Linked DNA regions of Homo sapiens: region 1 is linked to region 2. The links are chromatin loops, found by intact Hi-C in ENCODE. Cell type or tissue: GM12878. All regions are shown on one strand. Each heading gives the region's core, and the rest is flanking DNA. Links, peaks and the distances in the headings are about the cores only.

The links. Peaks named below come from ENCODE experiments on the same cell type or tissue, not always from the same donor. Only the 100,000 strongest peaks of a DNase experiment are listed, where the experiment ranks them.
Region 1: a loop joins it to region 2, with 19 times the contacts of the local background. A loop is called at or near these places in 2 of 110 quality-filtered maps.

Annotation. Positions count from the first base shown.
Region 1 is chr7:51,859,832-51,876,325 of GRCh38, reverse strand. No RefSeq gene overlaps it. Among named protein-coding and RNA genes, the nearest start is that of COBL, 550 kb to the right of the region's middle. RefSeq lists an enhancer at 6,251-6,938. In GM12878, for the core only: no CTCF peak of the experiment used is centred there; no DNase peak of the experiment used is centred there.
Region 2 is chr7:51,423,709-51,440,202 of GRCh38, reverse strand. No RefSeq gene overlaps it. Among named protein-coding and RNA genes, the nearest start is that of COBL, 120 kb to the right of the region's middle. In GM12878, for the core only: CTCF peaks have their summits at 9,538 (motif pointing left) and 11,762 (motif pointing right); a DNase peak (open chromatin) is centred at 9,567.

The DNA.
Region 1 (16,494 bases), core at 5,773-13,772, 440 kb before region 2:
GTTAATGTATGAATAAAGACACAAAGAGTGGTTCCAACGAAAATCAAATTGAATGCTTTCAATAAAAACAAATAAATGTTAATTGCTGAAAATATTTGTAGCAAATTAAGATAGGTCTGAAATACCTAGGGGGTAGAGAATCATATAAATTTAGTGGTACTGTTCATGCCAGTTGTTTCCAAGAATATTTACATTCAGAATCCATGTTAAAGAGTGGTGACAGGCCAGGCATGGTGGCTTATGCCTGTAATTCCAGCACTTTGGGAGGCCAAGGTGGGTGGATCACGAAGTCAGGAGTTTGAGACCAGCCTGGCCAATATAATGAAACCCTGTCTATACTAATAACGCAAAAATTAGCTGGGCATGGTGGTGTGCGCCTGTAGTCCCAGCTACTGGGGAGGCTGAGGTAGGAGAATCACTTGAACCCGGGAGGCAGAGGTTTCAGTGAGCCGAGATCACACCACTGCATTCCAGCCTGGGTGACAGAGTGAGACTCCATCTCAAAAAAAAAAAAAAAAATTGGGGACAATGAGTATGCTGACAGCAAGAATAGGACTTGTAATAGTAACTTTTACAAAGTCTTATCCCTTCACCAAATATTCATGTAAATGCCCACTCATATTTTCAAGTTAAGATAAAGTGTCTAAGTTATGCTAATAACTTTTTCATTCCGTATTTTAATAAGCTTTTTTTCAATTAAATAAACAACTACTGCTAAATTTATCAAATTGGCTAGACAGGCATCCACTGTAATATAGTCACCAGTTCTCCACAAGCAACATGGAAAATATTATTTTAACAAAGGAACGTCGTGCATATTGGTTAACAAAATGATACGCAATCTGAAGAAATAAACTCCTGTCACATAGGCATGCCAGAAGTAATGCAGCCAGATAAAACAACAGGTGTTCATAACAAATCAGAATTTTGGAATATGTGAGGAAAACTTCGAAACCACAGTATCACCTGTAAGTCTTTGAAATCTCATTCAAAAGAAACCTCATGCTAAGGAAAAACCAGTGGTTCACAAGAATGGCTGCCCCGGGAATCCATGTTAGAAGGGAAATTAGGCTGTAGTGGAACTCATATTTTGGGAGGATCTATGATACAGTAAGACTTATGCTACAGGGAAAGGCATATTTTCATTTAATTAAAGATAAGTTTGTGATCACAGAAACAGATTTGATTATAAGGACATTGTGACAGGTCCTGATCAAAGGCCAGCTGTAATGGCAGCTACTTTAATCATCAAAAACCATGATCAGACCGCACGCAGTCACTGATGCCTGTAATCCCAGCACTTTGGAAGGCTGAGGCAGGCGGATCACGAGGCCAGGAGATGAGCCTGGCCAACATGGTGAAACCCCGTCTCTACTAAAAATACAAAAATTAGCCGGGTGTAAAGGCATGCGCCTGTAATCCCAGCTACTCAGGAGGCTGAGGCAGGCGAATTGCTTGAACTCAGGAGGCAGAGGTTGCAGTGAGCCAAGATCATGCCACTGCACTCCAGCCAGGGAGACAGAGCAAGATTCCACCTCAAAAAAAGAAAAATGATCATAATAGTAAAAGTTAACTTTTTTTAAGTATGCAGTAATGGCCAGGTAATGTTCTAAGTACTTTACGTGTAAGGTAGATACTATTTTTATCCCCATTTTATAGATGAGGAAGCTGAGGCAAAGAAGAATAAAATAATTGATTTAAAATAACACAGTGAATAAAAGGTAGAGCCAGGACAGAAACCCACATAATCGAGCTACCCTACGGTGTATGCTGGGCTTATGACTGAGATGCTGGAGTCTCTGCCCATACCAGTCCTGCCTGGGCATTCCCCTTGCCTACTGGAGAGAGATGGGCAACAGTACGGGCTCCACTTTTGCACACTATCAAGTGATGGCTGTGGAGGCTGGGGCTCAGACTAGTTTTTGAAATAATGGCTCTGAAAAAGCTAGTAAGGCTAGTCCCATAATTTGAAGTGACTGATGTAAGCAATACTTCTCAACAATAAATCCATTCTAATGGAGAGCCCAAAGAGCCTGCGTCAAAATATCACATTTTTTAATATTGAAAGATCATGAGGTTCTTTTTTTTTTTTTTTTTTTTTTTTTTTTTTTTTTTTTTTGAGACGGAGTCTCGCTCTGTCACCCAGGCTGGAGTGCAGTGGCGGGATCTCGGCTCACTGCAAGCTCCGCCTCCCGGGTTCACGCCATTCTCCTGCCTCAGCCTCCCAAGTAGCTGGGACTACAGGCGCCCGCCACTACGCCCGGCTAATTTTTTGTATTTTTAGTAGAGACGGGGTTTCACCGTTTTAGCCGGGATGGTCTCGATCTCCTGACCTCGGCCTCCCAAAGTGCTGGGATTACAGGCGTGAGCCACCGCGCCCGGCCGATCATGAGGTTCTTAAGAAGATTATTGCAAATAGTTTTATTGCCAACTGTATGGCAATTTCCTGGTGCTTAATGATTTTCTTCTTTTGTTGGAGCAAAAAAGTCAACAGCAGATTATTAGGCATTAAAATAAAACAAAATACAGACCTTCACCCAAGAGCTGGAATGGAAGTAAAGAAATGCTTCTCTGAGTGAAGTATATCAGAAAATGGGTAAGAAATCCACCGACAACTACTCCCAATTGAAACATCTAAGTACCCCACTTTTAAATCGGATGTCTCAACTGTTCTGAAAAGGTGCTGAAACAAATTTTCACTAAGAAGTCTCTATATAGCTTCTGACTCTATGGTTGAAATAAGTACCCCAGACTGTGACAGAAACATCAGACCTTTGCTGCATTTCTACCAACTTTTAGTAGTGAATCAAAAAAATAATTTTATAGAAATAAAGAAAAGAATGTAAAAGAACTGAGCCCTAGGTCTCAAAATATCCACTGTCTAGCCAGGCATTTGAGCCTTGAGGAGGGATTATAAATAATACCTTCCCTCTCCCCCTATTACATATTGAGATTAATCATTAGAGTTAACATTATTATGTTTTCTTTTAATTATATTAAATTTATGATAACTAATTTTTTTTCTTTGTAAACCAACCAAAAATCAGTACTCTTGGTGGCTGCCATCTTTGCTGTTTGAGAGCCTTCACTGGTGATACCTCCAGGTACTGGAAAAACTGAGGTGACTAGGTACCCCAGCAGCCCTGCAGAGTCGTGACCAGACTGTTAAAAGAAAAACAAACCAACAAAAACAGCAACAACAAGAACAAAACCCACTAAAATTCCATCCAAAATTCAGCAACCTCAAACATCACAGGTAGATAAACCAATAAAGATGAGAAAGTATCAGTGCAAAAATGTTGAAAACTCAAAAAGTCAGAGTGCCCACTTTCCTCCAAATGACAGCAACACCTTTCCAGCAAGTGAACAGACCTGAGCTGAGGCTGAGAGGGCTGAAATGACAGAAGTAGGCTTCAGAATGTGGATTGAAATGAACTTCGCCGAGCTAAAGGAGCACATTGTAACCCAGTGCAAGGAAGATAAGAATTATGATAAAACAACGCAGGAGCTGACAGCCGAAATAGCCAGTATAGAGTGGAACATAACTGACCTGATAGGGCTAAAAAACACACTACAAGAACTTCACAATGCTATCACAAGTATTAATAACAGAATAGACCAAGTGGAGGAAAGAATCTCAGAGCTTAACGACTTGCTTTCTGAAATAAGACAGGCAGAGAAGAATAGTGAAAAAAGAAAAAAAAAGGAATGAACGAAACCTCTGAGAAATATAGGATTATGTGAAGAGACCAAATCTATAACAGATTGTGAAAGAGATAGGGAGAATGGAATCCATTTGGAAACCATATTTTAGGATATCATACAGGAGAACTTCCCCAACATAGCTAGACAGGCCAACATTCAAATTCAGGAAATGCAGAGAACCCCATAAGTTATTCCAAGAGAAGATTATCCCCAAGACACATAATCATTACATTCTCCAAGGTCGAAATAAAATAAATGTTAAGGGAAGCCAGACAGAAAGGCCAGGTAACCAAAAAGGGAAACCCATCAGACTAACGGTGAACCTCTCAGAGGAAACCCTACAAGCCAGAAGAGATTGGGGGGCCAATATTCAAAATTCTTAAAGGAAAGAAATTCCAACTGAGGATTTAATATTCACCTAAATTAAGCTTCATAGGCAAAGGAGAAATAAGATCTTTTTCAGACAAGCAAATGCTGAGGAAATTTGTTACCACCAGACCTAACACTAAATATGGAAAGGAAAAACCATTAATTTTTGGAGTTTTATTTAATGTCGGGAGCAGATTGGGTAATAAAATGTATTTTGAGAATAAGACGGCCTTTTGACCTTTTAGGGTCTAGGGCTGTAAAGCGTCTCAGGGTTGCTGCCAAACAAGTCATGAACTGGGCTGGATTTTTATATTCGATGAAAAAGAGCCTAAACGCTATCTGATTTGGGATAAAGAAAAAGGAGCATTAACCTTGACTATGCCTTTAGCTCCAGCCACCTTTTTAAGAGTAAATTGCTGGGCAGGATGGGGAGGGCTAGTCACGGAACGAAACTGTAAGCCGGACCAGGTGTGAGGAGGGGAGGTGATAAAAAGATTATAGGGTGGAGGAGCAGAGGCTGAGGAAGAATTGGGACCTAGCTCGGCCTGGCGAGGAACAACCTGGGGAGGAAGGGAGAGGTCAGATGGGTCTGTAGAAAAGGAAGATTAGAAAGACTCAGCGACACTTGGGATTGGTACTGAGGGGACAGGCGGAAGGGAAAGAAGGAAGATTTGGGACGAGTTGCACTGGTCACAGAGACTAGGAAGGGACTGATGTGTAAAAGAATGCCTGGACGTCAGGCACCTCAGACCGTTTGCCTATTTTATGACAAGAATTATTTAGATTTTGCAGGATGGAAAAATTCAAAGTGCCATTTTCTGGCTATTTGGAACTACTGTCGAGTTTGTATTGGGGTCAAGCGGCATTGCAGAAGAAAATAAGGCATTTAGGTTTTAGGTCAGGTGTGAGTTGAAGAGGTTTTAAGTTTTTGAGAACACAGGCTAAGGGAGAAGAAGGAGGAATGGAAGGTGGAAGCTTACCCATAGTGAAGGAGGCAAGCCCAGAGAAAAGAGTAGAGACAGGGAGAAGGGGTGGAGGGTTCTTGCCCTCCAGAAAAGCAGAGAAGGGGTTGGGGCACGGAAATAAGGGATTGGGGCACAGAGATAAGAGGTCAGGGTGCGGAAATAAGCAATTGGGGCACAGAGATAAGAGGTTAGGGTGCGGAAATAAGCGATTGGGGGGTTCTTGTCCCCTAGGAAAGTGGGACTTGCCACTAAGGGTGAAGGAGAAGGGGTTGAGGGGTACTTGCCCCTGCCCCAGGAAAGCAGGACTTGCCACTAAGGGTGAAGGAGAAGGGGTTGAGGGGTACTTGCCCCTGCCCCAGGAAAGCGGGACTTGCCGCTAAGGGTGAAGGAGAAGGGGTTGAGGGGTACTTGCCCCTGCCCCAGGAAAGCGGGACTTGCCGCTAAGGGTGAAGGAGAAGGGGTTGAGGGGTACTTGCCCCTGCCCCAGGAAAGCGGGACTTGCCGCTAAGGGTGAAGGACCAAGGCAGGCGTCCCTGCGTGGTCTGACACCCTTGAAACGTGAGTGTATAATCAGAGAGGCATCCCTGCAATGATTAAACACCAAGGGAAGGCTGCTTTCCCAGTCCGTGACCGGCGCCGGAGTTTTGGGTTCACGGATAAAACATGTCTCTTTTGTCTCTACCAGAAAATGAAAGGAATTGAAATTAAGAGAAGGGAGAGATTGAAGTGTGGCGCCAAGATTGAAAGGAGAAAGAGGTTGAGGGACAGTGAGGGAGGTTGGAGAATAGAGTAAAAAGAGGCCGCTTACCGGATTTGAAATTGGTGAGATGTTTCTTGGGCTGGTCGGTCTGAGGACCTGAGGTCGTAGGTGGATCTTTCTCAAGGAGCAAAGAGCAGGAGGACAGGGGATTGATCTCCCAAGGGAGGTCCCCTGATCCGAGTCACGGCACCAAATTTCATGCGTGTCCCTGTGAAGAGACCACCAAACAGGCTTTGTGTGGGCAACATGGCTGTTTATTTCACCTGAGTGCAGGCGGGCTGAGTCTGAAAAGAGTCAGCGAAGGGCGATAAGTGTGGGGCCGTTTTATAGGATTTGGGTAGGTAAAGGAAAATTACAGTCAAAGGGGATTTGTTCTCTGGCGGGTAGGAGTGGGGGTCACAAGGTGCTCAGTGGGCAGGAGTGGGGGTTGCAAGGTGCTCAGTGGGGGGTGCTTTTTGAGCCAGGATGAGCCAGGAAAAGGACTTTCACAAGGTAATGTCATCAGTTAAGGCAAGGACCGGCCATTTACACTTCTTCTGTGGTGGAATGTCATCAGTTAAGGTGGGGCAGGGCATATTCACTTCTTTTGTGATTCTTTAGTTACTTCAGGCCATCTGGGCGTAAAGGTGCAGGTCACAGGGGATGCGATGGCTTGGCTTGGGCTCAGAGGCCTGACAGAGATAAGCGTTGCTGCAGAGGCCCACGGAAGAAAAACTCAGTGCCAACTCCAGAAGTTGCCAAAGGAAGATTCCTTCACGGACACGTGTGGTTTCTCCCCTGAAACTCGCCCTAGTCCTGTTGGCAACAGCCTCTTTCTTCCTCCCTTTAGTGGCCTCTGACAATGCCCTTCTGAGTACAATACTAATCACTGTTTGCGTCTTGTTCACTTGCACTGCCCATTTCCTGCATATTCTTAGACTGTAAGCTTTCTTAAGACAGCATAAATATCCTTCCTACCTTGTGCTCCACATTCCCTGCTCTCTGCCTGGCCCAGAGAAGGCACTCAGTAAATACTAACCTAAGGAATAGATGAACTAACAGTGCTTTGCCCTGATTCCCATATGTTCTTCAAAAAAAAAAAAAAAATCTATGCTTGTAGTCATAATTTAGATTATCTAGCAGGAATTAAGAGCTGTTAGGTACTCGACTGAAAATATGAAATAAGCCTCTATGGACTTCCAGCCTAAGAGAGGGCCCCAAGATGCAAAATAGAGAGAAAATGGTTCCAGTTCTGATCGTCATTAAAATCCCGAGTGACCTTGAGCCACTCTCTTTCCCTCCCTGAGAGGCAATTTTCTCACTTATAAAATATAGATGATGAATAAGATGCTTTTCTAAGCCTCAGAATCTTAGCAAATGTTGTCCATTCTTAATAAACCCTAAATATAACTTTTGTGAATTGTTTTGGCAAAAAGTAAAACTACCCAAATAAATGAACTGATAGTTTTGCATTTTCTCTTCTTGTGTTTACAGAGATAATTAAATATTGATGATATTCAGTTTAATAACCAATATGTCATTGTAGCCAAGGAACTTTTAGCTTTTCTTTATCAGAGACTTTCTTTTCTAGGATGGGGAAAAACAAAAATTTTTGAAAAATGGGCTCCAAAAGCAAATATCTCCCTCTATGTTCTTTCTTTCAGTGTTAGATTATAAAAATGTGTTTGTTTTCTGTTCCTCAGCCCCAGGTCTCTGAAAACAAAAAGAATGAAAGTATCTTTACCTTTTTTAGCTGTAAAGTGATGGCGTTCTCCTTCAACTTTTATCAGCTTCAAAATATTTTCTTATTTTTAGTTTATTTATCCAGGATAATAAATCAACTCACATTTCAGATGCCAGGTCCATGTACCATGGAAGTCCCTGTTGTCACACGCATCTGTGTGAAGAGACCACCAAACAGGCTTTGTGTGAGCAACAAGGCTGTTTATTTCACCTGGGTGCAGGTGGGCTGAGTCCAAAAACACAGTCAGCAAAGGGAGATAGGGCTGGGGCCCTTTTATAGGATTTGGGTAGGTAGTGGAAAATTACAGTGAAAGGAGGTTGTTCTCTGGTGGGCAAGGGTGGGGGTAACAAGGTGCTCAGTGGGGGAACTTCTGAGCCAGGAGAAGGAATTTCACAAGGTAATGTCATCAATTAAGTCAGGAACCGGCCATTTTCACTTCTTTTGTGATTCTTCACTTGCTTCAGGCCATCTGGATGTATATGTGCAGGTCACAAGGGATATGATGGCTTAGCTTGGGCTCGGAGGCCTGACACCTGTTACTACCCTGAAGAGGAGTTCCACAGGAGAAGACAACATGTCCAGGAGGCTAGATGAGCAATGATTGGTCTGCAGACTGACAGGCTTGAATGCACCCCCATGAGGATCTTTTCCAATCAGATTTTCAACTTAGAGTCACAGGCATAATTCTAAAAGATTTCTACTGCAAGCTGTAGAACTATTACTTCACTTTCCCACCCAATACTACAAAAGATGTACAGAAGATAAGAGTGCATGGGTGTGTGCATGTGTGTGTATGTGTGTGTGTGTGTGTATTTTTGAGTTTTTTTTTTCTTTCTGATAGTGTTAGGATAGTGTTTGGATGAGTATCAGATATCTATTCTGCAGAAATCAGGGCCTTGGTGACATGAATATTTCCATGGAGGGGCCAAAATATTTCAAGCCTGGCCCTAAGAAGGATTGCTGGATGTGCAACATTAGGATCTGAGATCAAGGTGACATAATCTAGAAAGTGAAGTTAACTAGGACTTTCCTCTGATATTGCTTTGGATCAAATTAGGTGAACTTTGCACCAATCTGCACCTTACTACGTACAATGCTGTGTATAGCATTTCTAGAATAAACCGAGAAAGTGAATTAAAGCACTTAGAAAACATCAGTGTGGTCGTGCCTTGGCAACTCTTTCAAAGCTTTTTGAAGTCATCCAGATATTATGAGAATTTACTCAAAGTGAAACTGTTCACAAGGATGAACCTTAGAAAATGGCAGAAGTTTCCACCTTTAAAGATGAACCATCAAGATTTGGAATGGAAGCAATACAGCTTCACAATGGTTTGAAAGGAGAGCACAGATCTAGTCCAGGTTACTTCCTCTGGAGCCAAGCATCCTTAGAGCAGAAAGCACAGAAGAATGTGAAGCCATGCTAATTCCAGGCCCTGCCCCTAAGGAACTAGTCTAGGGGAGTTCACAGGTCCGCCACAGCCCCACATTCCATGGGGGTGGTGGCTGAAGGAGGCCACCTCTAAGCCACTGCAGCTACAGGAAGTCCCATGAGTCTCCAGGTGAGGGAGCACCTTAGATATACCAGATGGGGGCTCAGGTAGCTGTGGTGGGCAGTGGAAGGCCACACGCTCCCCCTCCCCCTATCCACTGATTTACATAAGGAGTTTACTGCATAAAGAATTTGCACCATGCCTCTGATAGAGATGTGGAAATGTGGGTACTTACAGTGAACGTGGCAGGAGATCTTAGTGACTTGGAGCATCCTGCCCCACCTGGGGAATAGCAGGGTGGATCTTCCTGGAGCCTCAATGACCTGAGGATGAACCTCAGTTTCTCTCACAAAGTGAGTCCTTGAAGAGCTCCCTTTCTAGTATCAATCCTGATCTGCCCCTCTTTACCCCAGTCTTTCCACTAGGCCCCTTTTCTTTTTCATAGAAGCTTTAAATGTCTTGCCCCATTAAATGCATCCAGCACAATGCACGCACTCTGACCCCATGCTCTGCTCATCAGCAGCTCTAAAAGCCAGCCAGGGGCAACATCAGTTGTCCTAGTTTCTCACTATTCTGCATTTCTTGCCCTTTAAGGATGCTGTGATACCTGTCCCCAGCTCATCAGCTTGGTGCTCAGCTCAAAAGCTATTGATGTCCAAACTTCCTGCTTCATCTCTCAACTCTCACTGGTCCTCTGCTCCAGGCATCCCCTGAACTTTGGAGCAGACATCTCCTTCAACTGTCTTTGTGTTACTGCAACACACGTGCCTGACCCAAACCTGCTCACTCCCTTTCCTTTTGCCCCATCATCTTGCCCAATGGAAGAGCATTCAAAACTGCAAAACTGGAGCCTGGGGCACTTGCCTGTAGGAAAACTGGAAATAAAATGGATTTTTGCCCTAGGGCAAGGTAAGTGGTTAGGTTGGGCAGCCCAAAGCTTTAGAGTGTCCTCATTGGCCAGATTGCAGAAGCAAGTGGAGCTAAATTAGGGGTCAGCAAACTACGGCTCAGGGGCCACGTCCTGCTGCCTGTTTTGTAAATAAAGTTTTATTGGAATACAGCCATACTGATGTGTTTACATATTTTCTGTGGCTCCTTTCATAATACAAAGGCAGCGTTGAGTAGTTGAAACAGAGACTGTGTGACCCACAAAACCCAAAATGTTCACTATCTGGCACTTTACAAGAAACATTTTGTGGAACCCTGACATAGAGCGAGTGCCCTCACAAAAAATACACCAAACCAGAGTCTAAAGCAACCAGTCTACACCAAGCAATTCATCAGATAAAGGCTATGCAGCAAAAAAAGTGCCTTGTCAGAGACTTCATATATGATATAGATATATATATATATTTATTTACCTACATACAAACACAGAGAGAGAGAGAGAAAGAATGTAAAGTGATCTATGCAGATATACCCTAAGTATAATTGTGTAAATACAGCATGGGAAAAATAGATACAAATGTACCAAAATGGTAATAATCACCAATTATTTAACTAAATAGATTTGAGTAAATTTTGAGGGAATGTTTCAGAAGAAAGGTGGAAGCTAGGTTACATTCATCCATGCAAACATTTAAATGGAAGTGTAGACACTAGCTGTTTGTAAAATGTTTCTCAGACATTATTTTCCATGAAATTTACATCCTCTCCATCTAACCAGGTCTTGTTCTGTCTTTATTTTTCTAGTTTTCCACCATCTTCTCTTTTTCATTTCCTCTTGCTTATTCCCCCTTATTGCCTTTCAAATAATAAAATATTTGTTCCCCTGTTCTCTTGCATATGTTTACATATTATTTCTATTTGTGTTAAAGATAATATGTAAACATTATGTATTTTTGATTTTTTTGTTTAGTGAAACCTCAGGGTTTCATCATCTTTTTAAAAGTGACTGATCAAAATTATTTTCCAAAGAAAACCGTTTTCCTAAGACATCTTCCTAGGAGGATCTCTAATATATTCTTGAAGCCTTCTTCAAAGATGTTACTGTTCTCTTCCCATTGTTATATATGTTTAATTACTTCATAAAGAAAGCAGAAAATTACTTCACCACAGATTTGGCTACTCAAGTCATCTTCTGTGATGTGACTAGGAAAGGATAATTAGACCATTTTAGCCTCTTTGCTCAAGTGGTTTTAAATGCTGATCTTTCAAGATGGGATACTGAGATTGGGTAAAGTTCACAACAAAACAGTGTATAGGGTTGGTGGGCACAGCCCGGTAAGATCTGAAAAGGAGTCTTATGAAGTAAATTGTTTTTGGAAAAGTGGACAGTTTTTCAAGGAGCTAAATTCTGATATTTGATCAAACCTTACTATTAGTTCCTAGCTTTGTGTTTTCTGTATGTCTTCATAAGTATGTTAATTTGCAAAAGAAGAAAAGTTACCTCTAAATATTATTACGACTTTAACATGCAGCATCAAGGGTGACAATTTCTTACAAAATACCAGAGCAATGTCAAGAGAAATCAAACCACAAACAAGGACACTTATTGTCAACATTATTTAATATTGCTTTGAAATATGTAGCAAAGTCAGTAACATACAGATGATGACTTAATTATTAAGGTGATTGTAGTTCTAGACAATCAAAGATACATATTTGTTTTATAATTTTAATATCCATCAGTAAAACCCTAGAAAAGATAAATATAACTAGTCTGCAAACTTTCTTCCCACTAGTAATAACTGGTTTAATTCTACTTTAAAATAAGCCTTATTAAAAATTTAATAAAATATTTCAAAACTGGAAACCATTAAAAATGTATGCAAACTATTGGAAGAAAGTGACGAAACTCAGGCTCACAAAAAGACTATATTTCTCAAATATTATTCACTTCTTTATATCCCCACTGGATCATTCAATGTAAGCTTCCATTCTCTCTCTCCTGTCACACCAAGTGCTTTCTATTTGGTGTCCTAGAAGAATGGTTAAATAAATTTTAGTAAGATCATGCATTCACATGTGAAAATTATTATTATAAGTAAGCAGAAAACAACAGCAAAGAAAATATATGTATACTATTATGAAGGAAATATATAAAATTTTAGTGATTAGCATTGGATACTAGAATTATAAAATTTGAAAATAATTATTTATTCATTTTTCTATTTTTTAAAATGTCCTAAAATGAACAAGTATTACTCTGAAAAACTAGGGGAAAAATGAAAGTATATTAAAATTAATTAAAACTATTTGTGATGTGACTAATGGATAAACAAAATATGGTATGTATATACAATAGAACACGATGCAGCCTTACAAAGGAAGGAAATTCTGACACCTGCTATGACACGAAGGAACCTCGAGGATATTATGTTCAGTGAAATATGCTAGGCACAAAAGCACAAATACTATATGATCCCAATTATAAGAGGTATCTAAAGTAGCCAAACTCATAGATATGAAAAGTAGAGTGGTAGTTACCAGTGGATAGGGAGTGTAGGCAAAGGAGAATTGTTGTTTAATGGATATATTATGGAGTTTCAGTTCTGTGAGTTGAAAAAGTTCTGGAGATCTGTTTCACAACGATGTATACATACCTAAAACTCCTATGCTGCTGGGCACTGTGGCTCACGTGTGTAAACCCAGCAATTTGGGAGGCCAAGGCAGGTGGATAACCTGAGGTCAGGAGTTCAAGGCCAGCCTGGCCAACATGGTGAAACCCCATCTCTACTAAAAATACAAAAATTAGCCAGGTTTGATGGTGCATGCCTGTAGTCCCAGCTACTCAGGAGGCTGAGGCAGGAGAATCACTTGAACCTGGGAGGCAGAGGTTGCGGTGAGTCGGGATCGTGCCACTGCACTCCAGCCTAGGCAAGAGAGCAAGACTCCTTCTCAAAAACAAAACAAAACAAAAACTCCTACGCTGTAGAGTTAAAAATGATTAAAGTGATAAATTGTATATGTGATTTTTGATACAATTAAAAATTTTATGTGATTTTCTTACAAATATTTTATTTCTATATAATCTGATAGAACCTAAAAACTTCTATATTCTTTATAGGTAAGTATTATGGGGCACACTTTTGGAATATGGGAGATTTTTGTTAATTCCTATAACCAAACTTTGCTTATGGCAAATTAACAAAGATAATCATTTATTATATTAATGATAATAATGTGTCATTTAGGCACATAGCATAAGATATATGCTAATTATGATAACTAGAACAGGAATCTATTCTCAGAAATTATATCATAGTATGCTCTTTTACAACACAACATTCTCTTTGGTTTTCTACTGAAAATTACTCTTGGCTGAATTTTTTAATGCTTAACATCAGTTCTCATCTGTCTGTTTTCTATTTTAGGCATAACTGCAATGAATATCCTATGGGTAAATATGATAATCTTGAAGACCACAATGTGTGTATTTGGGCATGCACGTATGATAGCATGAGTAGACTCCGGTGGGCTTTCCCTGCTGTGTGCGACATTCCCCAAGCACTGTAATGCTCAGCTTAGCGTTGCTCTTTCTTTTGGAGAGCAGAGACCTATTTACCTTTGCCCGCTTTTCACCATAATCATGCCTGATACCTCGCAAGCACCTTTAAGTATGTGTTCAGTGAATCAATGAACATAAACCATGATCATTTCAATCCTTCTACTGAGAATCAGCCACTGATTCAGCACGTCATTTTTAACAGAATTCAGTCATTATCATGGGTACAGTTTCCTAAACATAATACTTTTCAAAATGCCTAATTAAAAATATATTGTTCTGAAAAATAATTGATCTTTATCATTTGACATGGTATTATTAACTATTAAAATCAAATAATCCATTAGGTGTTTAAATAGGCATCATTGTTGAATAATTAAGAGTATTAATAATTGGGAAACAAGTATCTCTGTGTGTGTGTGTGTGTGTGTGTGTGTGTGTGTGTGTAAAGATTGCAGATTTGAAGACATGGAGAGGTCAGGTATAGGTCTTTAATTATGCAATGAAAAAGGTGCATGGATTGCATTCACTAATTGAGCGTCACAGGTCACTCTGGCTTAATGGGAAGGCTCTCTTCTCAATCAGCACACCACTGAAGCCAGCTTTTCTCATTTCAGCTATTGATTGTTTCCCCTCACCTTGGGGAATGCATTTGTCTATGATCCTCTGCTATTCATGGATATCATCTCCTCATTTCTCTAGAATGCACCTAGTGTTTGTGGCACTCTATGCCCTGGACACTTGCTCCTAAAAAGTACTATCCAATTACAATGTAGAGAAATAGCTACTGGGAATTCAGTAATGAGAAAAACCTTTGGAGGCTGAAGCTGCCAATACATCACCTTTGTACATGTGAGCACAGAATAGATCTTCTCACCAAATGGGCCAGTGTGCATGGTGGGAAATTAAAGGGAGAGAAGCAATGGGTAGGAGCCTGAAAAAGTAATGAACAAGGATGTGGCATTAAGTTTGCTCAGCAAAACAGTCATGGGTAAATTTGTGCTTGAAATCTTTATTCCACTACCAAATAGGAAAAATGTTTGAAGACACAGCAGGCTTTCTAAATGCGTCTTTAAAAATCTTTGCAGCCGTTTTCATTTTAAAATTATTTTCAAATAACTTTGCGTTTTAAATATTTAAATTTAATTTTTTTATTTTAGAAATTTATATTCTTGTGTTCTCTTTTGGCATGAATCCTGTTGCATAAGGTATAACTAGCTTGTCTTGCAGTCTATATTGCTATTGGCATATACTAGAACATGAATGTTCTTTCTTCTTGGGAAAAAGGATATTTCCCTAAACTTTCTTTGTTTATATTATCATACTTATTATATTATGGATATATTATAATTATGCATTGCACTTATAATTAATATATATGAGCTATAATTGTGGATATTTACATGTATATTTAAGATAAAAGATGTTTTAATTGTATGTACATTATAAGTCACTACTTCTCATGTAGATCTGAAGCAGTTTAATTTGTCCACTATTTGCTCAGCTACATCTCTCCTTTAAAAAAAAAAATCCTGGTGTGTGATGTTCCTCTTCCTGTGTCCAAGTGTTCTCATTGTTCAATTGCCACCTATGAGTGAGAACAGGGGGAGGGATAGCATTAGGAGATATACCTAATGTAAATGATGAGTTAATGGATGCAGCACACCAACATGGCACATGTATACATATGTAACAAACCTGCATGTTGTGCACATGTACCCCAGAACTTAAAGTATGTATATATATGAAAGTTCAGCTCAAAAAGCTGATTTTTTCAAAGTACAAAATGAAATACCATTTCAGGAACAGACCATGACTCAAAGAAGCTCTTCACTTTGACCAACACAGGATTGATTCACTAACTCCATTGTTCTCAAATGAATCCCACTGTGTCCTAAGAGAGACTCTGGGAAGGCTTCACCAAGAACAGTAATTATAGCTTTTCTATGTTCTCTAGCATTCAATAAATTCTTCCTAATGTGAAAAAAAAATCCCCTTCCTCCATTATCGAATATTTCCTAACCTCTGGTATGCAGATATCTTCTTTTGTGAATTTTTCTGTTTATGCTTGTTTTCTAATGGTGGCTATAAATGCTAATATATAGGCCCATTTTATTAATTAACAAATCCTTCTGTAGAGTTTACTCTATGACATCATCTTACATGCTTTACAAATATTAACTTTTTATCCTCATAATAATCCTTGGAGGTTGGCATGGCCATAACCCTCATTTTACTGATTAAACAAACAATCAAAAAATAAAGCTGAGGCCCAGATGTCTGAAGGAGGTTGCACAAGGTCACACATGTTGTAAGCAGCCTGGTTGGGAATGCCTCTTCAAGCGCTCCGCTCCAGGGCCCTGCTCTTCACCTCTGGGCTCTGTTGTTGCTCTGTTTCTAGGCTGGTTGCATTAAGAACTGGGACTGACTCTTGCTTTTCTTCTTTGGGAGCCAGCAATTGCTCTGCAGGGATCCCTGTTTCATGCTTAGTGAATGCTGTGGTGCACTGACCCATCCCATTTTTTGGACTCAGGCACACAGTTTTCCAGCAGCCAAGAGAGTTGATGGCTGACAACTGTCAGCTCTTACCCTCTCTGGCCATTGCCCTCACTGAAGGCAAATGCCTCATCCAATGTCACACCCCCTCCTGAGGGGCAGCCCAAATCTAGTGGCTGTCCATGTCCACCCAGTGACCCACCCTCTTTTCCAAATTTGAGAGAACTCTGAACGGCCATCCCAGCTCCAGAATCACCTGTGGGATCTGCTGAGGACTTAGCTGGGGCTGCATTACAGTTCAGTCCTTCCTCTGCTCGGTTCAATCCATGGGTAATAATCTACAGGGCACTCCCAAACATGCTTCCTCTCATGTTAATTCCAAAGCAGTCAGTATTAAGGAGCTGGCTCTAAAGTGGGCGTTTGCTTCTAGACTAAGGTGGCAGCCGGGCACCAGCTCTGCAAGGGCTGAACTCAAGAGTATGAGGAGAACAAGTTACAGGTCCTGTTGCATCTGCAGAGGGTCTCAGGAGCCACAATTG
Region 2 (16,494 bases), core at 5,263-13,262:
AAAGACCACATATTTTATGATTCCGTTTATATGGAATGTCCAAAAGAGGCCAGTCTGTAGAGACAGCAAGTAGATGAGCAGCTGCCTAAGGCTGGGATGGGAATAGAGGTGCAGGCAGAATGTATATTAGTTTGCTAGGGCTGCCATAATGAAGTTTCACAAACTGAGTGGTTTAAACAACAGAAATTTATCATCCCCAAGTTCTGAAGCCTGGAAGTCTGAGACCGAGCTGTGGGCAGAATTGATTCCTTCTGAGAGCTGTGAGGGAGAATCTGTTCCACACCTCTCTCCTAGCTTCTGGTGGTTGCTGACAATCTCTGGCATTCATTGCTCCCGTCTCCGCTTTCATCTTCACACAGTCTTCTTGTATGTGTCTGTGTCGAAATTTCCCCTTTGTATAAGGTCACCAGTCATATTGGATTAGGGCCACTCTAATGACCTCATCTTAGCTAATTACAACAGCAGTGGTCCTGAATTAGTCCATTCTTACATTGCTGTAAAGAAATACCCAAGGCTGGATAATTTATAAGAAAAGAAGTTTAATAGGCTCATGGCTCTGCAGGCCATACAGGGAGCATAGGGACATCTGCTTCTGGGAAGGCCTCAGAAAGCCTCCAATCATGGCACAAGGCAAAGGGGGAACAGGCATGTCACATGATGAAAGCAGGAACAAGAAAGCGAGAGAGAGTGCCGCAAAGTTTTAAAAAACCAGGTCTCCGAGAATTCACTCACTATTCTGAGGGCAGCACTGAGGGGATGGTGCAAAATGTTCATGAGAAATCCACCCCCATGACCCAGTCACCTCTCACCAGGCCGCATCTCCAACACTGGAGATTACATTTTAACATGAGATTTGGGCAGGGCAACATCCAAACTATATCAGACCATATTTCCAAATAAGGTCACAATCTAATTTACTGGGATTTAGGATTGCCACATGTAAATTTTAGAAAGATGTAATTCAACCCATAACAGAGAGTGAAAGCTGATGTTTACGGGGTCTCACTGTGCAGCGAATGAAACGTTCTAAAATTAGATAGGTTGTACAACTCAGGATATACTAAAGACCACTGAACTGTACACTTTAAATCAGCAGTCTATGGTGTATGTTTTAAGTATCAATAAAGCAGTTAATAATTAGTTTTTTTAGTGCCCCAGGGTGCTTTTACTTCTATTGTGTGATGAACTTAGCAGGATTTTTTAAAAAAATTTTATTATTTTTAAATTTTTAACTGACAAAAATTGTTTATATTTATATTTTACAAGATGATGTTTTCCAAGAGATATACCTTGTGATACACATTTGCCTTGATTAAAAGAAAAATCAAGCTAATTACCATATGCACTAACTCACATACTTAGAATTTTGTTTTTGTGGTGAGAGCACTTAAAATGTGCTCTCTTAGTGACTTTCAAGTATGCAATACATTGTTATTAACTGCAGTCATAATGTAGTGTAATAGATCTCTTGAACTTATTCTCACTGTCTAACTGAAATTTTGTGTCCTTTGACCAACATCTCCTCAATTCTCCCTCAATTCCCTCAACTCTTGTCACCATGATTCTACTCTCTGCTTCTGTGATTGTGACTTTTTAAGACTCTATAAATAAAATTATGCAAGATCTGTCTTTCTGGCTGGCTTATTTCACTTAACATAATAGATGAATCTGTCAATTTTCACTTAACAGGTTTATCTATGTTGTGTTGCAAATGACAGGATTCTTCTTTTTAAAGGCTGAATAGTATTCCATTGTGTACATATACCACATTTTCTTTATTCATTCATCTGCTGATGGCCACTTAGGTTAATCTCATATACTGGCCATTGTGAATGATGCTGCAATGAATATGGAGATGCAGATCCCTCTCTCCTACGTACTGGTTTGATTTCCTTTGACTATATACTCAGTAGTGGGATTGCTGCATCATAAGGTAGTTCTACTTTTAGTGTTTTTCTTCTATTCCACACAGTACTGGAAGTCCTAGCCAGAGAAATTAGGCAGGAAAAAAAAAAAGAAAAAAAAAGAAAAAGAAAAAGGAAATAAAAGACATTTAAATATCCAAATTGGAAAATAAAAGAAGTTAAATTGTCTCTGTTTGCAGATGACATAATCTTATATATGGAAAACACCAAAAATTGTTAAACTAATAAGCAAATTTAGTAAAGTTATAGGATACAAATCAGCATATTACAATTAGTAGTGTTTCTATGCATTAGCAACAAACTATCCAGAAAAGAAATTTTAAAAATTCAATTTACAATAGCTGGAAAAATAATACTTAAAAATAAATTTAATCAAGGTGGTGCAAGACCTGAACACTAAACATTTTTTATAAAACAGTGTTGAAGGAAATTGAAGAGAACATAAATACATAGAAAGATATTCTGTGTTCCTGGGTTAAAATAATCAACAATTTATTTCAATTATATCAAAATCTCAATGATTTTTTTTCCGCAGAAATAGAAAAAAAAATTCAAAAATTTGTATGGAACTACGAAAGACCCTGAATAGCCAAAGCAAACTTAAGTAAATAGAAAAAATCTGGATGCATCATATTTCTGGATTTCAAAATAGACTACAAAGCTGTAATAATCAAAACAGCATGGCTCTGACCAATGGAACAGAATAGAAAAGCTAGAACTAAATCTACACATTTATGGTCAATTGATTTTTGACAAAGATGCCAAAAACCCATAACTGGGAAAGGACTGTCTCTTCCATAAATGGTATTGAGAAAACTGAATATACATCTCTGGAAGAATGGAATTCAATCTTTATCTCATGCCATATACAAAAATCAACTCAAAATGATTACAGACTTAAACATAAGACCTGAAACTCTAAAACTGTTGGAAGAAAACATAGGGGAAACGCTTTATAACATTTGTTTGGGCAATGACTTTTTTGGATATGACCCCCAAAACATGGCCATCAAAAGCAAAAACAGACAAATGGGATGTGCATCAAAATAAAAAGTTTCTGCACAGCAAAGAAAGCAATCAACAAAATGAAGAGACAACCTACAGCATGGGAGAAAATATTTGCAAATCATGTGACCCATAAGGGGCTCATATCCACAATATATAAGGAACCCAACACAATAGTAAGAAAACAAATAACCCAGTTTAAAAATTGGGCAAAGGTTCTGAATAGACATTTCTCAAAAGGATACACACAAATGGCCAATAGGTATATGAAAAAAAGCTCAACATCACTAATTATTATTATTATTAGAGATAGAGTTTTGCTCTTGTTGCCCAGGCTAGAATGCAATGGCATGATCTTGGCTCACTGCAACCTCTGCCTCCCAGGTTCAAGTGATTCTCCTGCCTCAGCCTCCCAAGTAGCTGGGATTACAGGTGTACACCACCACACCCAGTTAATTTTTGTATTATTAGTAGAGACGGGGTTTCACCATGTTGGCGAGACTGGTCTCAAACTCCTGACCTCAGGTGATCCACCTGCCTCAGCCTCCCAAAGTGCTGAGATTACAGGCATGAGCCACTACACCCGGCCCAACATCACTAATTATTAGGGAAATGCAAATCAAAACCACGGTGAGACATCACTGCACACCTGTTAAAATGGTTGTTATCAAGAGACAAAAGATAAGTGTTGGAGAGGATGTGGAGAAAAGCAAAAACTTTTACATTTCTACACTGCTGGTAGAAATGTAAATCAGCACAGCCATTAGAGAAAACATTATTATGGAGGTTCCTCAAACACTAGAAAGGGTTTTAAAGATTGTGAAGTTCACCTTCAATGAAGAATTTGACATTTATTGGAAATTTATAGCTCTTTCCTTGTTTTAAAAACACTCCTAAACATCAAGTTTTGAGATATACTAAACATGAAACTTGGATCTTGGAATGAGTAATTTCTCCTTCCAAAATGAGCTTTTGTAGTTATGATTTCTAAGAATTCACAATACTGTCTTAATTCCAAGAATATGCTATGAGCCAGAACAGAATATCAAAGCTATTCATACAAGTGGTTTAAACATAGGGATATAAACTCTGCATCAAAGGAATATGACTTAAAAATTCTGAATTGAACATACTGTTGTTAACTTTAGACCATATATAGAAGAGTGAAATGCTTATTAAAAATGTTTTTTTTTCAAGCAGCACAAAAATATGCTCCCTCCTTAGCCCTGACACTCACATTTTAACCTCTCATATCTGTGGATTCCACTGCCTGCTGACACATGGGTTTGAAGACACTGTCCCAGGGTGTTAGAGACTGGAATGAGAGGTGAGTGATGTCCCAAAGGGAAAAGGGCCAGGGATGAGAGGTCTGCAAGGAATTCGCCTGGTGAGAAACTGCTTCTCCAGTGGTCTTTTGTACCCTCCACGTTAGCTCACTTCGCTGGTCATGACTGAAGCTGGTTAGTGTGCATGACTCCTCCTTTTATGTGAGTTCAAATGTTTGCTGAGGGCTCACTATGATGGAATCTATATGGGGTATGGAGGTGAAAATGGAAAGGAAGGGCAAGAAATTAAAAACACTTACTCTGGTTAATTTTGGTTCTTTTCTCATTTAACTCTTTATAATTATTTCCTTATCCTTCCCAGTTTACAGGTGAGGATGCAGAAGCTCAGAGAATTTAAGTACCTTGCTTGAGGTCAAACAAATTCTAGTGGGTCCAGGGTTTGAATTCTGTATGTTTGAAATCAAAGCTGAAACTAGTAGGGGTGGGAAGAGAGAGAGGGGAGAGAGGAGAGAGGAGAGAGGAGAGAGAGGAGAGAGAGAGAGAGAGAGAGATCTGTAATTAAGAGAGGAAGATGATCAAGAGCCAGTAAAGTTTGAGAAACCTTGTGCGTTTCAGGAGAATGTTGGTCAATATTGTCCAGGAAGACCAGCAGTTGGAAGACAATCTTGGCTCATCAAAGACCTTTGAAAGTGCAATTGTCAGGATTTCCGTCAAGGGGTTAGATGGAAGTCAGATAGCGAAAAATTAAAGAATGGACATATAGAAATAAGTAGGCAGTAGGGGTTACTTCCTAACACTTTTTTTTCTTCACTGTAGCAATGGAGAAAATGAGTTAGAAACTCGGGAGGAAAATGAGGACCTGAGAACGAAAAAAGTGCTGACAAATTTCTATGGCATGAGAAAAGAGGCAATAGGAAGGGAAAAGAGGAGAAAGGTACAAGTAGAGGTGCCCTCCACTACTCAGAGTGGGTTAATGGGCAGAATCGTCCCCCAGCCCAATGGCTCCCTCCCCAGAGCTCCACCCTTCAGGAGGAGCTTGCAGTGCAGCCCAGGAAAGAAAGGGGAGAGTGAGGGGGCATGGTCATCCCTCCCGGCCAGGTCCTGAAGGGACACAGCATTCTGCTCATTGACGACTGGATACAGGGCTCCCTGACGGCCCCTGGGTGCAAGGACAGGCCGAATGTAGCCTGCCTCTGTGCCCAGGAAGAGGAGGCGGGCTTGGTGGGCTTCGCCAAGGCAGAAATGCGGAGAGACTGGGACACAGGGGAGCAGAGGAGCAGCAATAGTGGCGAGAGTGGAGGGTGGTGCCAACAGGAGGCTGTGATTCCAGGAGAGGGGCTGGACAGGGTCAAATGTGGAAGCAAAGGTATTGGGCTGATGAGGAGGAGTTGGGCTGATAAGGAGGGCCACTTCTAAGACTGAAGAAAAGGGAGAGGAGCTACAGGTGTCAAGAAACTTTAAGCAGGAAAGAAAGGAATTTGGGCATTTATGACAAATGACTCCCACAAATGAGATCAATTCATGAGCGTGTTAGTAGTAGAATGTTTCATACATGAGAAATACTACATTAAAAGGAGGAAATGGAGAAGAGTACATTTAAGGATGGTAACCTAGCGGGAAACACAGTATGAGAATGGGAGTTGATGTCAAGTGTCCTCCATTCCCGTCTCAGCACTTCTGCTATGTGGTTTTAGGAAAGCTGTTCTCCTCTAAGCCTGAGTTTTCCCATCTGTGAAGGGGGACAATGGCCAGTGTCACACACTGTGCTGTGTCTGGAGCCAGGGAGGTCATGGGGCCAATGGCAGGTGGAGTGGCCTCAGGTAGGTTACTGAGCCTCCTTGGCCTTAGCGTCTCCTTCTGCTCACAGGGGTCAGTTCACCTCCCTGCTAAGCGGGGGCATCAGGGCAACGTTAGGTGAGGTGACACCTGCAGTGAGAATCAGCACTCAGCTCACATCAGATCCCTTTCCTAGGAGAGAACAGTAAACCCAACCAGCTTTTCTGAGGAATGAACACTGTGCTGCCATTGAAATAAGGGTGAGAGATATTTTCTACCACATTTTACTTTAGTCAAAGTGAAGGCGTGCACGTGCGCACACACACACACTTACAAAGATTTTTCTTTCTTTCTTTTTTTTTTTTTGAGATGGAGTTTCACTCTTGTTGCCCAGGCTGGAGTGCAATGGCGCGATCTCGGCTCACTGCAACCTCCGCCTTCTGGGTTCAAGTGATTCTCCTGTCTCAGCCTCCCGAGTAGCTGGTATTACAGGCATGTGCCACACGCCCAGCTAATTTTGTATTTTTGGTAGAGACGGGGTTTTGCCCTGTTGGTCAAACTGGTCTCAAACTTCTGACCTCAGGTGATCCACCCACCTCAGCCTCCCAAAGTGCTGGGATTACAGGCATGAGCCACCCATGCCCAGCCTACAATATTTTACTTTAGCCAAAGTGAACACACATACACACACATTTACAAAGATTTCTGATCTCAACCTGATATATTCATTTATCTACCCTGGAATTCTTTTGTTCATTGTCTTCATGAGTGAACTGTCTGACTTGAAAGTGTTTGGTGAAGGCAAATGGGTCCTTTAACCACTCTGTTCATTTAAATTATTATTTAAGGACTAGACAGGTGTTTCATCATGGGAACTCTTTAGTATGTGCTTCTTGTCAGCCTCAGGAATCAAAGTGATTTTAGCATTATGGAATATGTTAAAGTAAACTTAATTCTTGTTGCAAATCATGAACTTTTTATATATCAGTGAAAAGGGACTTACGTGCTGAGATATCCAGTGTATCACCCAAGACCCACCTGTATAACTTTGGATGAGTAAGGTAATTTTAATGGCCTTCTATTCCAGTGGGCTTCCTCTCTAAAGAGAGGCTGAGCAAGAACACTCCAACAAGTAACACTTCATCATATGATGCATTTTGCAAACAAGGAAAAAAAATATATCTATATATAGTGGTTTTCAAAAAAAAGGAGAAAAATAAATAACAAGTGGACTGACTTAAAATCAAAGTTGATTAGAAGAGTCCTAGGTTATTGTTATCTGTTTATTTCTTTAAAATATTGACCATATATTTAAAAAACTAATTGAAGAGTTCATTTAATTCAGTATTTCTTCAACTTTCTGTCATTCATATATTCCCTTCATGTTTCTGCCATATCTGAATATTGCTTATGCTAATTTTTGTTGATATTCTTTAAATAGATGCACACTTTTTACTTAAATTATTTATTTGATAAGAAAGATTTTAGCACTACTATGAATGTGAATCCATCATTGCTTGTCATAAATAAACAATCTGTGAGGTGTGAACCTACATGTTTCAATGACCAAGTGTTGTTGACCATTCTCCTCAGTTATGGTTGTTGCCTTGGAGTCAGGAGCCCGAGGTGGCTCTCTGTGCCCTGGAGAGGGATGGCTGGAGAGGTGGGGACACCCGTTCCCACTAAACCAAGTCTTTCTCTTTGGCATCATCAAAGATCAAGCCGAGGAACAAGGGGCCTGGTGAATCCCATCACAAGAAAGACACCAGCCTGCCTGTGCTCACCAGGAGAGTTGATTTAACTTGCTGTCCCAGGGTGCACATCATGGGTGAAGCTTGGAGCATCTCCATATGGGGGACGCCAGGGGGCCTTTTGTAAGGACTGGCTTGTGTGCGTGGCTTTAGGTGGGCCTTGCAATGTGGGAAATGCTTAGGTAGGTTGGGCAAGTTGGGGAATGCATTAACTGCAGGAATGGTCCCTTTGTAGCCAGAAGAATCTTGGCTATGGGCAGTAGCTGTGGTATGGGGACCAAGATCTCACCTAATGACCATATGTGTCACAGGGCCCATCACTGGCTTCTCAGAATTAACTTGTTAGGTATTTTATTTGATGTATGTCTAAGCATCTCCTAAAATCATCTTTTTATTCCTCAGTTATGGCATATTCCACATGTGGTGCACCTCCCAGTTTTCAAAGCATGGATCTGTTCTAACATCGGCTGACACATACATTTTCCTCCTTAACATTCCCCAAGTGCAGTTGTTTGCCTTTGCCTTAAACATTTCAGTGAAAGGAAATGCAGTGCTGGAAAAAGCCGTCACCACGCTGCTGAAGGTCTCCCAGCCCTGGAAGCCTTTTCAAGCGGTGCTTCTAGCTCTTTGCCTCCTGCAGTTTTTGTTCTTGTTCTTCTAGTTCTCTCCTCTGCAGTTATGCCGGGGGTTACTGACATGACCGTTTCTCGGCTCCCAGGACGTTACACACTTTATTAAAAAATATGAGTGATCACGAGGTCAAGAGATTGAGACCATCCTGGCCAACATGGTGAAATCCCATCTCTACTAAAAATACAAAAATTAGCTGAGCATGGTGGCGTGCACCTGTAGTCCCAGCTACTTGGGAGGCTGAGGCAGGAGAATTGCTTGAACCTGGGAGGCGGAGGTGGCAGTGAGTCGAGATTGCACCACTGCACTCCATCCTGGTGACAGAGCGAGACTCCATCTCAAATATATATATATATATATGTAGTGAGTTGGCCCTTAGAACCGCCCCCATCCCCCAGCTTCTCCCTGGCTGCTCTGAATGATTCCTCAATGTTTCTATGTAGATCCTGTCACTGTTGCCTCCCCAGTCTACATGCAAGTGTTGCGCCCTCTTGGCATCCTGTGTGCACTCAAATCAGAGAGACAGGATGGACAGGTAGTGAGTGAACCACCATCTCACGGTTACTTTGTGAAGTTTCAGGGAAGGTCTTGTCTTTCAGCCATGCTAAATATTGCCAGTATTCAGGAGTTGATTCTGTAATTGGCAGCTGTTGTTAGCCCTCAGATGTGTGTCACCCACAGTGTGTTCTGCTCCCCCAGCTGCAGCTGACCAAACACACCTGGAAGCTCTCATGCATCAATCAGCCTCCTTGGTGCATTTCTCTAGTATCCAACTCATTTACCTGTTGAGAAATTATATCCCTAAAAATCAGCACTCTTGGTTGTTTGAATCTTTGTTAAAAAAAAGTGTGCTTTTGTGAATATGGAATCCAAAATTAATACAGATGCTTGTCGACTTACCCTGGGGTTACGTCTAGATAAATTCATTTTCACTGAAAATATTGCAAATTGAAAGTATATTTTTGGACTTACAATATTTTCAACTTACGATGGGTTTACCTGAACCCCATTCTAAGTTAAGAGGCGTACAGAATGTTTATGTTTTTGTACCATCCTGAAGTAAAAAAATCTTAAGTCCAACCGTCCTAAACTGGGGACCATCTATTATGTAATCGTAAAGCTGGTGGATCCCAGTAAAGGGCTCCCAGCGATGCGATGGGTTACTACTGCCACCTGCTGGTAGAACATTTCTTTGTCGATGCAAAAATAATTCTGGAGTTAGTGGTAACATTCTGCGTCTTGAGGGGAGCTTGGATTGCGCATGCAAATACATTTGTCAGCTTACAGATACAATTCTTCCTAGAAACCAAGATGCCACCAACAATGAAGACGGCGCCTATTTGGGGATTGACTTGTTGGTTAATATATGAGAATTTCCTTGAGGTGAGGTCTCCAGTCATGTAGTTTCTGGCTCCCTTTGGATCAGCTTTAGATAGGAACAAAACAAATGTACAATAAAAAGAATCAGAGCAGTAGTTGCATCTTGGGTGAGGGTCAGGAATTTATCTGAAGGGATCCTGAGAGAGTTTTCTTGGGGTGACAGTAATGTCTTTATCATAACCAGGCTTGGGTAGCAGGGTGTGAGCATTTATTGAAATCCACTTATTTAATGGCTTACTTAAGATTTGTGCACTTCATTGTATGTGAACATTATCCCCCAAATTAAAAAAAAAAAAAAAACCATAAACAAACACTGAAGTCAAGTTAATGACATGTGGAAATAAATTGGTGTTTGTATCTTTGAAATGCATCAAAAATAATCGGATGGGTTGATGAAGCGGTGGAGGAATGATAGATGGGGGGGTAATTAATAAAGTATAGTGAAACCTTAATTGTACAATTGAGATGGGGAATATATGAAAGTTCACTGGGAAATGCTTTATACTTTTCTACATGTTTGAACAGTTTCATAATAAAATATGAGGAAACAAATAATTTCTTATCAAATGATGGGCACTTAGAACTAGCTTATATCATTAGTTTTATAATCACTCTCTGAGATAAATAGCAATATTGTTTTAAAATATATTAGGAAATGAGTTTCAGAATTTTTTTCTGTTTTTGAGATGGAGTTTCACTCTTGTTGCCCAAGCCGGAGTGCAGTGGCGTGATCTTGGCTCACTGCAATCTCTGCCTCCTGGGTTCAAGCGATTCTCCTGCCTCAGCCTCCTGACTAGCTGGGATTACAGGCGCCCGCCACCACGACTGGCTAATTTTTTTGTATTTTTAGTAGAGATGGGGTTTCTCCATGTTGGGCAGGCTGGTCTCGAACTCCTGACCTCAGGTGATCCACCTGCCTCAGTCTCCCAAAGTGCTGGGATTACAGGTGTGAGCCACCGCGCCTGGCAGAGTTTCAGAATATTTAAGGAAGTAGATTGAGCTTATACAGTTAATAGGCAGTAGAATTCACATTCACACCCATATTATCTAGGTCCAAGTTTAATGGTCTCTCTGTAAATGCCTTGCTTTTTACAAATTAAAAAACAAAGCATCTTTTGAGAATTAAGGAGAGGGTGGTGGGGCAAATTTGTCCTACCAATTGAAAAAATCAGCCTTAAGTTGCTGATGCTGAGTCAGGAGTACAGTTTGCCTTCAGAAAGAACAGCTTATCATTGAACAAGGCACTAGCATTTGAGAACTTCCAGAACATCCCTAGATTTGCCCCGTATCCGCAGCCTCCACCTCATTTCAGTATAGGAACAAGTCGCCCCTGGCACTTGATTTTATCTCCAACTTGTTTCAATATATGGAACTGCACTAATTCTCAATGTTAAGAAATTTAATATTAGTTTTAAATCCTATAGAGACCAGAAGCATATTCTTACTGCTTTCCAGACACTGCTATGCAGTCTGTCAAAATGTATCACCATGTGTTTTGATGTTATAAAATGATGACATCAAAAATAATGGCCTAAGAGGTAAGTGACCCACGTTTCTGTTCAAGTTACAAAATTGTTGGCTGAAATTGCGTGTGCATCATGCAAAGTGACTTTGCCTTGCTTGCATCCGCAAAAGGAAAGGGTGCCTCGGTGATCTGTCTCATGTCTGATTTGTCCTCTACTTCACAAGCATCATTCAATGGGCCCACGCTCTCTGGATCCAGCTGGGGTAGTTGTCACTGCGATAGGCCCTGTCGTAGCACTGGTACCTCTCTCCCCTCTGATACCATGTGGTACCAGAAAGATCTTTTGTTTCCTGGATCACCCTGGTGTAGGCCAATGGAGTGGTGGCATCAGGTCAGAACGTCCGGATGCTGCCTCCACCCATTTCTGTCCATCCTGCATTTACACCTTCCTCCCCATGGAGTAGTTTCCAACACCTGGGCCCCAAAGATGCTTCTTCCTACAATTTCCTTCACTACCATGGGATACAGGAGACATTTCTGTAGCCTGCAAGTGTCTCTAGCCACTGGGTGTCACTGCTGACCCACAGAAATCCTGGAAAAGCAGCTTCAACATGGAAAATATCATGGTTATGTTTTCAAAAGTGTTTTGCTCAGAAATAATCACTTGTTCAACAAAAATATCTTTTCCAAAACACCAGGATGGAAAGTCTGAGGGGGTGAAGAAGTTCTGGTGGACTTGTGTGCATCAGTGGCTGATGGCTGCCCCCAGGCTGTGGATCTTCATAAGGATGCTGTTAATCAGACATGACTTTAAAAAAGATTAGTATGCTTTTTATTTGAGTAGGTAAACATATTGAGAACTGAAGTGATTTTTCACCCTTAGTAAACATTGTACTGGACCTGCTTAACTCTGAAAGCTAAAAAATAATGAGCTTAAGTAATGAAAAGTAAAAGAAAATTATTCCAAATGATATGTACTAATAATCTTTAAATAATGAATTACTTAAATTATTCATTATCTGTTTTCTGTAACCTGCTGTGAACAGCATAGCCCCATTCCAGGTGGTAATTGTCCATATAGTTCATGATGCCTGGGGTGAGTTAACCCAAAGGAAATGGGAGAGAGGATGGAACTGATGTTTCAGAAATGGCAACATTCTTAAAGAATCCACTTAACTAAAGATTAGAATGCGCACAGATCCAAATTGAATATTCACATTCTTAGATGCATATTTTATCTCTTTGGTTCCATTGTGTTCACTTTACACCATATTTTCCTGAAATAATATATGAGAAAATACCCACATTTATTAAAAATAAAAGAACGTCTTGCTTATACAGCATAAATTCTGAAAATCTGATCAAAAGTCAATGCATTTGCTGTCTAGACTTGAATGTGGACAATATTAGCAGAAGTGTAAAAAGAATACTCAACCTGAAGAACAAAGCGTTTAAAAGAAGATACAGAGGATTATGCAGAACCCAGAGGAAAGAAAACCCTCTTGCCTTATTATTCTCATTCTATTATTTTCAGATAAGGAAAAAAAGACTGTAAATCAATAAATCTGTAATGAATACATGCACAGAGGCAGAAGGCATCCATGAGTTTGCACAGCATCCTCTCACGAGGGCCCAGAGAAGGCATCCTCCCAGGTCTCAGGGTCAGAATCAGCCACAGTTTTCATTTTGTAATTCCTGGAATCCTATAGCTGATTGCTTCCCTTTTTGCACCAAACAAAAAAAAAAAAACAGATATTTTCTGGAAGACGAGAACCAAGCATTTGTGGCCCACTCACAGAAACAGCCCCTGTTAAGCATTCAATTTTTTTTTTTTTTTTGAGACGGAGTCTCGCTTTGTTGCCCAGGCTGGAGTGCAGTGGCGCAATCTCCGCTCACTGCAAGCTCCACCTCCTGTTTTCACGCCATTCTCCTGCCTCAGCCTCCCGAGTAGCTGGGACTACAGGCACCCACTACCACACCCGGCTAATTTTTGTATTTTTAGTAGAGACGGGGTTTCACCATGTTGACCAGGCTGGTCTTGAACTCCTGACCTAAGGTGATCCACCTGCCTCGGTCTCCCAAAGTGCTGGGATTACAGGCATGAGCTACTGTGCCCGGCCTAAGCATTCAATTCTATTGTCTTGCTCTCCTTTTTTTAATCCCACTTTTACTCCTATTTTTATTTTATCTTAGAAAATAAGTTCTTGGAAACTGTGCCGCCTAATGACTATATGTGTTAATTTATACACCTCACCTCAATTCTTTTCTGAACTAAGGTGAAAGGTGAGATATATAAATAAGAACATAAAAGTAAAAGAGTAAAGATGCAAATTCAGTCCGTAGTCAGTGAGTACAACACAGTTGAAAGGCGCTGAAAGCGTTCTGAAACGCTTCCATCTTTCCTGCAAGAGCAAAGTGGCAGCTTTTGCAGGGTGCCTATGGGCTGTTTCTTCTGTAGCTCAGGCGAGGAAGCTCTTTGGAGAGAACAGAGCAAAGGGTGTGGAGGTCTGTTTGTATGATGGGGACAATGTTCCCTCTGACTGGGTGATACCATGTCTTGCCCTGAAGCAGGGGGAGACGAATGGCATCTTCCATCCAAATGGCACAGAGCGAGCGGACTGCGAACTCACTGTGTGAGAATTGGCGGAGCGACCACGTGAGGACGTGCAGCTGGGGCAGTGTGGCCAGTGACTTCAGTTGCCCTTCCGTCAGGCCACCTTGAGAGTGCTTTGGTAGAACTTAGACCTGTCCTGAGGAAGCCTGTGGGTAGTTTTGATGATACTGTCACTTTGCACACTGTAACATGCAAAACTCGCAGCACGCCCTGGGAAGCAGGCAGGCATGGAGAGCCTAAGTAACGGGAAGGAGAGCAACCGGCTGCACCGGGGTGGAGGTTGTTTAGGAGACAGGCTGGCAGCCATCAGGCACTTTGCCCTTTATTTCTGTCAGATGCTGCTGAAAAGAAGGCAAGGGGTCAACGTTGAGCGTGGATGCAGAAAAGAGCCCAGGGATCAGGCTGAGCCCAGAATGCTGGAACCGTAACAGAATAGGAAACAGCATGTACACAACAAAGTCCCAAACCATCTCCATATGATGATCCTGCTATTACAGGAGCAAAACTCTTGTTAAATCAGGAAGAGGGCAGGGTGTGGTGGCTCCCGCCTGTAATCTTAGCACTGTGGGAGGCCAAGGCAGGCAGATCACCTGAAGTCAGGAGTTTGAGACCAGCCTGGCCAACACGGTGAAACTCCATCTCTACCAAAAAAAAAAATGCCAAAAAATTAGCTGGGTATGGTCGTGTGTGCCTGTAATACCAGCTACTCGGGAGGCTGAGGCAAGAGAATCGCTTGAACCCAGGAGGTGGAGATTGTGCCATTGCACTCCAGCCTGGGTGACAGAGTGAGACCTTTTCTCAAAAAAAAAAAAGAAAAAAAATCAGAAAGAGACATCAGGTAAATTCAGAGAGGTTTTGTAAGCCCGTTGCAAGATAAATTCAAAAAAAAAAAAAGAAAGAAAGAAAAAAAAAAACAACACTCCAGCTACCCCAAAGGGTAAAGGAGTAGACATCAAGTGACTGCACCAAGAACTTGGGACAGGACTGAGGCTTGGCATGTCTCTATGTGTCATTCCTCACTGGCTGCCTTGGCCTCCCAAAGTGCAAGGATTACAGGCATGAGTTGCCCTGCCCAGCCAATATATTATATTCTTGAAAAAATGTAAAGAGAGCTAGTGTTATGTGTTCTTACCACAAAAATAATAACTGTGTTAGATGATGCATTTAATTAGCTGGATTTGGGTGGGCACAGTGGCTCATGCCTGTAATCCCAGCACTTTGGGAGGCTGAGGCAGGCGAATCACCTGAGGTCAGGAGTTTGAGACCAGCCTGGCCAACGTGATGAAACCCGTCTCCACTAAAAATACCAAAATTAGCTGGGCATAGTGGTGCATGTCTGTAATCCCAGCTACTCAGGAGGCTGAGGCACAAGAATTGCTTGAATCCAGGAGGCGGAGGTTGCAGTGAGCCAAGATCAGGCCATTGCACTCCAGCCTGGGCAACAGAGCTACACTCTTTCTCAAAATTCATAATAATCATAATCATAAGCTAGATATACCCATTTCACAATATATGTGTACTCCAAAACAATATTGTACATAATAAAAATGTACAATGTCATCTGTCAATTAAAAATTGTCATTTAAAAATAAATATTTTTGGCTGGGCATGGTGGCTCACACCTGTAATCCCAGCACTTTGGGAGGCCGAGGCGGGCGGATCACAAGGTCAGGAGATCGAGACCATCCTGGCGAACACAGTGAAACCCTGTCTCTACTAAAAATACAAAAAAAATTAGCTGGTTGTGGTGGCGGGCGCCTGTAGTCCCAGCCACTCAGGAGGCTGAGGCAGGAGAATGGCGTGAACCCGGGAGGCGGAGCTTGCAGTGAGCTGAGATCGCGCTACTGCACTCCAGCCTGGGCGACAGAGCAAGAGTCCATCTCAAAAAAACTGAAAAATTAAAACATAAATAAATATTTTTACCTGTCAATTAAAAATAAATAAATATATGTCAATTAAAATAAGCATTTATCTGTCAATTAAAATAAAAAAATATTTTCACCAACCTGATGCTAAAAAGAAAAAAATAAGTCAATAAATAAATAAAACTTTTCTAGATAAGCTGCACACCAGCACTCTTAGAAACATCTTTGATACATGTGTCCTAACAGAATGTATTACAATAGCTAAGAGTAGTTAATATCCCTTCCCTGAATTCACACATTCTGAATTACTTGCACAACTTACCAAGTTAGACACGTGTTTAAGATATGTGTTTTAAGTCTACTAGATGGAGTTTGAGTGATGAACACTTCTATTTACTGAAATAAAACTGTTGTAAATCAAGCATATAACTCATACCCTTAGAAACAGTCCTGGTAAGTGTGTCTTAAAAGAATGTATTAAATGAACTTAAGAATGGTGAACGCTTCTAATCAATGAAAAAAATTATTTTGAGTCATGCAGGCAAGGACTTGTGTTAGAAACTTATTTTGTACATGTGTCATACCACAGTAGTATTAAGTGCCTCAAACACATCTTTAAGCTGAAATTACACAGTTCTTAATCATGTGCACAACCAGCACTCCTAGAAGAAAGTTTACATGTGTCATAATGGAATGTAATAGATTGAGTTTTGAGTGTTGAGCGCTTCTTTTCAGTGACCCTGTTGTTCTGAATCACTACACAGCTAGAAACTTAGAAACATCTTTTGTATACTTAT